Regions from separate parts of the Homo sapiens genome. Here region 2 is linked to region 1. The links are chromatin loops, found by intact Hi-C in ENCODE. Cell type or tissue: natural killer cell. All regions are shown on one strand. Links, peaks and the distances in the headings refer to the core of each region. The heading gives the core; the rest is flanking DNA.

Evidence for each region. Hi-C counts contacts between places; a loop is a spot of excess contacts. Peaks named below come from ENCODE experiments on the same cell type or tissue, not always from the same donor. Only the 100,000 strongest peaks of a DNase experiment are listed, where the experiment ranks them.
Region 2: it touches region 1 in a loop (6-fold over the local background); 1 of 110 quality-filtered maps calls a loop at or near these places.

What each region holds. Positions count from the first base shown.
Region 1 is chr15:39,628,068-39,630,875 of GRCh38, forward strand. All of the region lies in intron 10 of FSIP1 (fibrous sheath interacting protein 1), which reads right to left. It overlaps LOC105370785 (a long non-coding RNA gene), which reads left to right and starts at 361. Exons shown (of 3, transcript XR_932156.3): 1 at 361-449; 2 at 840-1,100. In natural killer cell, for the core only: no CTCF peak of the experiment used is centred there; a DNase peak (open chromatin) is centred at 1,494; H3K27ac peaks cover 2,500 bases.
Region 2 is chr15:39,715,568-39,718,375 of GRCh38, forward strand. The region is part of intron 9 of FSIP1 (fibrous sheath interacting protein 1); the gene reads right to left. Among named protein-coding and RNA genes, the nearest start is that of FSIP1, 66 kb to the right of the region's middle. In natural killer cell, for the core only: no CTCF peak of the experiment used is centred there; no DNase peak of the experiment used is centred there.

The DNA.
Region 1 (2,808 bases), core at 94-2,593:
CGCCATAGGAGATAGGAGGCAAAGTGATGCTTCAGGATCCTTGGGGCTCATGGATTAATAGGTGGTTTCTACTGGCATATCTGGGACGAGAGCAGCAGAGTACTGTCCAAGAAGGCAAGAGTCAAAGGAGAAAATCCTTTGGAGGCCTAGGATTTACCTAGGGCAGCCAGAGGCAGCACCACTAGAGGGAGAATATGAATTGGAGCCAGGGAGAGAAAGCCAAGGTCACAGCTTAGGTTGGAGTGTCGAGATAAACAGAAAGAATGACAAGCATGAGGTATAAAAGAGGTCACGGCATGTTGTTCAGTGCCAATGCATGTCCACTGCGAAGACGTAGGAGGCCTGCTTTCATTCTGGATGGGCAGAGTGTAAGACCAGGCCAGGGGGCTAAAAGGAGTGAGGCAGGAGAAGACCCTAAAAGCCACTGAGGAATCAAAATGAGGTGCGAGGTGAGCCATGCACATGTGTGACATTCCTTCACATCTTAGACGCATCTCCAGCACCCTATCTTTAAGTTATTTCCTCGTGGCATTTTATACTCCATTTGGGAAAGCCTCTCAAGTTAAGTGTTCCTTCAGCTTGCAAACTCTCTCTCTGAAAGCAATAGAAAGCCCCAGAGGGAGAGGAAATACCCTTACCAACAGCAGAAGTTAGCAGGGGGAGGCTGACATTTCTAACTTTAGATTCCGGCTCTCTCATTCCCCAGCTGTTTGGTATTGGGCAAATCACTTAACCTTTCAAAGTCTCAGATTTCTAGTCAGTAGAGTAAAAATACTAACAACTAGCTGACTCCAAACAACTAGTTGGGAGGAATACTAACAAGCAACAATTTGCAATAGCATGAAATACCTGCGTGAAGCTGCGAGGACCATGCCTGATGCAGACGAGGCAGGAGCTCAATCAATGCTGGAACATCAATAGCAAATCTCAGCTTCCGTCTGGAAGCTGGCAGCAGCAGCAGCAGCCAGATGGCCTCTCTTGGAAGCTGTACACTGAAGCCTGTACTTTCCAAGTTCAACTGGCCCCTACTTTTGAAGATCTCTCTTGGATACCAGGAATGGAGCTTTATGGACGATCTCACAACTAGCAATTCACAATGAGTAAGCTGTCATGTGTACTCTTGTAGATTCCTGGCGCTGGGGAGGGGGTGCTACAGAGGCCATGAGATGCTGGGAGAGGGCACCCAAGAGGTAAAGATTGGCATGTGATTCTCTATCATCTATCATCGCCCTCGGAAGGTTTACACTTCAAGGCTGACACTATTAAGTCTTCAGCATCAGAAAGTACTGTATGCAGTAACCACAAAGTAACCAGAAAGGGGCTGGCTTCTAGATACTTTTACATTTGGTTAAAATAATCCCAGTCAGGGCACCAGGTGAGTCTCTTCAAGCGCAGGGCTGAAGCTAAGCCAGGTTCATCCCATGTTCCACGCACAGGGGCACGTGCCCCATTAGTCAGTTTTTCTCTTACTCCTCAGGCTGCCCCTCAGCCCTCTCTGCCTGCGCACACCCTCCTCAGGAAGCAAACTCTATTTCAAATGTTTACTCATTTCCTGTTGCCCTCACATCAAATCCTGAGGTGTGCTTCCTCACTACTGTCCCTGAGTCTAAGCAATCTAGGTCAATGTACAACTCTCTCAAGGAACAAACTCACATTTTATAGGAGCCTCGTTGAATCAGAATGACTTAACCTGAAGAGGTGATTCTAAGAATAGAATCCAAGCCCCATAGCTGGATGATAGAAAGATATTTGAAAGATATCACTTTGAGCACCCTCAAATCAGGCCACACTGGGCAAAGTTAGGCCTAGTCTGGTTCGACAAATGGTCAGTCCTGACAAATTTCATCAGATCTGATTTTCCTCTTGGGTATAAATCTAGTGCCATACAGTTAACTCCACATTTAACTTGTTAATCACAGAGAGCTTTTTCTGGTCACAAATGGGTGACTTGTAGCATTTCCCAGGGTTGAGCAAGTGCTCCTGAAGCTCTGCCCTGTCTAGACACGTATCTGAAATATCTAATTACCCCTGTACATTCTGTAGAGCACACAAAGCCCAACGTCATTACATAAACATGAAGCTCCATATTAATATATTTGCTCAGTGAACTGTCCTTTTACATTTGCCAATCTGAACGTGAAATCATGCTACTGCTGAGAATAAGGATACTATATTGTGAATAAGAAGTTCCAAGTTGTGCTATGATCCAAATTATGAAAGTTAAATTATCTAGAGAGCAAACCAAAAAAGCTGTGTAGTGAACTGAATCCAAATTCAGAAGAATCTAAATAGCTTGATGCATACCCTCTCTTAAATGACACATTTAAATAGTTTCCCTTTCACACAGAGCAAGAAACTTTAAGAAAGAGATGAATCCGTCCACCTCCCTCCCTGTCAGCGGGTCCCTTATTAGGTGGGTATCCAGACCAGCCCAGGTCATTAGTCAGTTGCACTGGGGGTGGGGCATGGAGGGAACAGGGCTGATAGCCCTGGACCATCTACTATGCACCACATACAGTATTTATTCCATTTACCTCTTCCAACTACCTAGTGGGGAAAATTGGAAAATCATTCTCCACATTGAACAGATAAGGAAACTAAGCCTCAGAGAAATTGAATGGTCCAGGGCCCAGAACTAATAAAAAAAATGAAGCCAGACTATAAAGTTAGGGCCTTTTCACACTAATTGTCTTCAGACAGATGCTTACAAGAGTTAGTTAAACTCCTTTTTCGAGGGGGAGCACCTGGCAGCAGCATGGTACCATAACATGCCCCCTCCACACTCTATCCGGCATCTGAAAATGTGAT
Region 2 (2,808 bases), core at 15-2,514, 87 kb after region 1:
AGAGTGCGTCAATTTCAAGAAGTGATTATTTTATATTTGGCTTCATTTCTCACTTCTGGTAGCTTTCAATCTCTAGAAGCATCCTGATATCGTTTGGATCTCTGTCCCTACCAAATCTCATGTCGAATTGTAACCCCCAGTGTTGGAGGTGGCGCCTGGTGGGAGGTGATTGGGTCATGGGGGTGGAGTTCTCATGAATGGGTTAGCACCATCCCTCAGTACTGCTCTCATGATTGTGAGTGAATGAGTTACCATGAGGTCTGGTTGTTTACAAGTGTGTAGCACCTCCCTCTTCTCTCTCTCTTCCTCTTGCTCTGGCCATGTAAGAAGTGCCTGCTTCCCCTTCACCTTCTGCCATGATTGTAAGTTTCCTGAGGCCTCCCCAAAAGCAGAAGCTGCTGTGCCTCCTGTACAGCCTGCAGAACCGCGAGCCAATTAAACCTCTTTTCTTTATAAATTACCCATTCTCAGGTATTTCTTTATAGCAGTGAAAGAACAGACTAATACACATCTAGAGGCTGAATTATTATCAGAAATATTTTTTAAAGGAAATCTAATGTTAGGGGGAAGTTTGGAAAAAATGGTATCAAGGTCTCTTTGCAATGCTAAGCAGTCAGCATTTTATAAACTTTCATGAAGATACACCAGCTATGAAGTAGGACACATGGTAATCTGCAAAACACCCCGGATTTCATTTTTAAATTGAAATTATTTTAATAATCTACAACTATGATTTTTTCTAAATCTTGGGGCAAGCAAAGAGAAGGCACAGAAAGAAAAAAATTATAAGTTGCACTTAACAACATTTTTAAATGTTGCTTAATCAAAACCACCACTGTGAAAATGAACAAACCACCAACTGAGAGAAAATGATCATAACACACAAATCTGACAGAGGACTTGTATCCAGAATATGTAAGGAACTCCTACAACTCGATAATAAAAATAATCAAATAGACAATAATAATTAATCAAATGACAATCAAATTCTATAAAGACTTGCACAGATACTTCATAAAAGCTATGTGCATGACAAATAAGAACATGAAAACCTCCTCAACATCATTAGTCACTGGGGAAATGCAATTAAACCACAATGAGACACTACTACACAGCCACTAGCATGGCCCAGATGAAAAAAACTGTGAACACCAAATGTTGGAAATGTGTGAAACAACAGGGACTCTCTTACATTGTTTGCAGGACTATACAAAGGTACAACCACTTTGAAAAACAGGCCATGTCTTTTTTTTTTTTTTTTTTTTTGAGACGGAGTCTCGCTCTGTTGCCAGGCTGGAGTGCAGTGGCGCAATCCTGGCTCCCGGCAACCTCTGCCTCCCGGGTTCAAGCGATTCTCCTGCCTCAGCCTCCTGAGTAGCTGAGATTACAGGCATGCACCACCATGCCTGGCTAATTTTTGTATTTTTAGTAGAGACAGGGTTTCACCATGTTGGCCAGGATGGTCTCAATCTCTTGACCTTGTGATCCACCCACCTTGGCCTCCAAAGTGCTGGGATTACAGGTGTGAGCCACCACGCCAAAACAGGCCATTTCTTAAAAAGTTAAATGTTTGTCGATCATGTGATCCAAAAATTCAACTCCTATGAATTTATCAAAAAGAAATTAAAATATATAACTAAAGCCTTGTACACAAATGTTCATGGCAGCTAAAAACTGAAAACAGCCCAGATGTCCATCAATAGAGTATGATAAACTATGGTGAGCACCTGCCACAGCTGGGACAATCAGAGTGTTTCTCCTTGAGCTCCATCTTCTGGTTAGGTTTAGTCAAAGTGAGGGGAGAGTACAGGACAGAAGGAGAGAGAGCTTAGGGTATTTTTTCCCCTTCCCCTAATGCTTTTGCATCACAGTTTGGGCAGTGATGTATCCCTGAGATGTGCTGAGTTTTCTTAGATTCAACTGCATATTCATGCTCAAAGACTAACAGAGGACACACTTAGAGCCACTCTACTCAGAAGGTTATAAGACAGGAAACACAGCAGGCCAGTATCAGGTATCCCTTTTCAATGGGAGTGTTTGCTACAGTCCATGCCAAAACAATATAGGTATAAAGAGCAAAACAGCTATAAGCTGACTGTCTTAAAATCCTCATATCCTACAGGAGCCATTATCTCTTGAAATGGCCCCATAGGCACACCGAGTCCAAGGACCCAGCAAGAAACGTGCCCAGCCACAAGAATCACTGCAGTCAGAGATGGCCAAAATACAGCTTCTCCATCAGGTCTTTATAATTCTCCCAATCCAGGGATCATTTTAAGCATAAGCAAAGTCGCCTCCTAACATATTCAGCATGCCAACTTTTCTCAGATTGCCAAGGAAACAGAGTTAGGAAACTAATTACCGCTCAAGCGCTCACGCTGAGGGGGCTGGGGTTGGCTAACCCTTTGCCCATGTCCTCTATTATTACAACTTCAGATGGCCAGTTCTTCTCCCACAATTCCAGCTCTTGCTGAGCTCCCACACACTTTTTCTTCCCCCATCCACGGTGGCTAGTCTCTCGGTGTCCCAACATCCACTGTTAGCTCCTTTAAATCTATATAAATAGTCCCTTCATATAATTATCTTCGAAATCCAAGCTAGGTATTCCTTCTGTTTCTTGTCAAAAACTCTAACATAGATATATACATAGATAGATAGATAGATATAGATACAGATATAGATATACACACACACACATATATATACACACACACAAATATAATTATATACATATATATGTGTGTGTACATATATATGTGTGTATATATATATAGTCTGTGTGCGTATAGAGAAATAGACTGGAAGGAA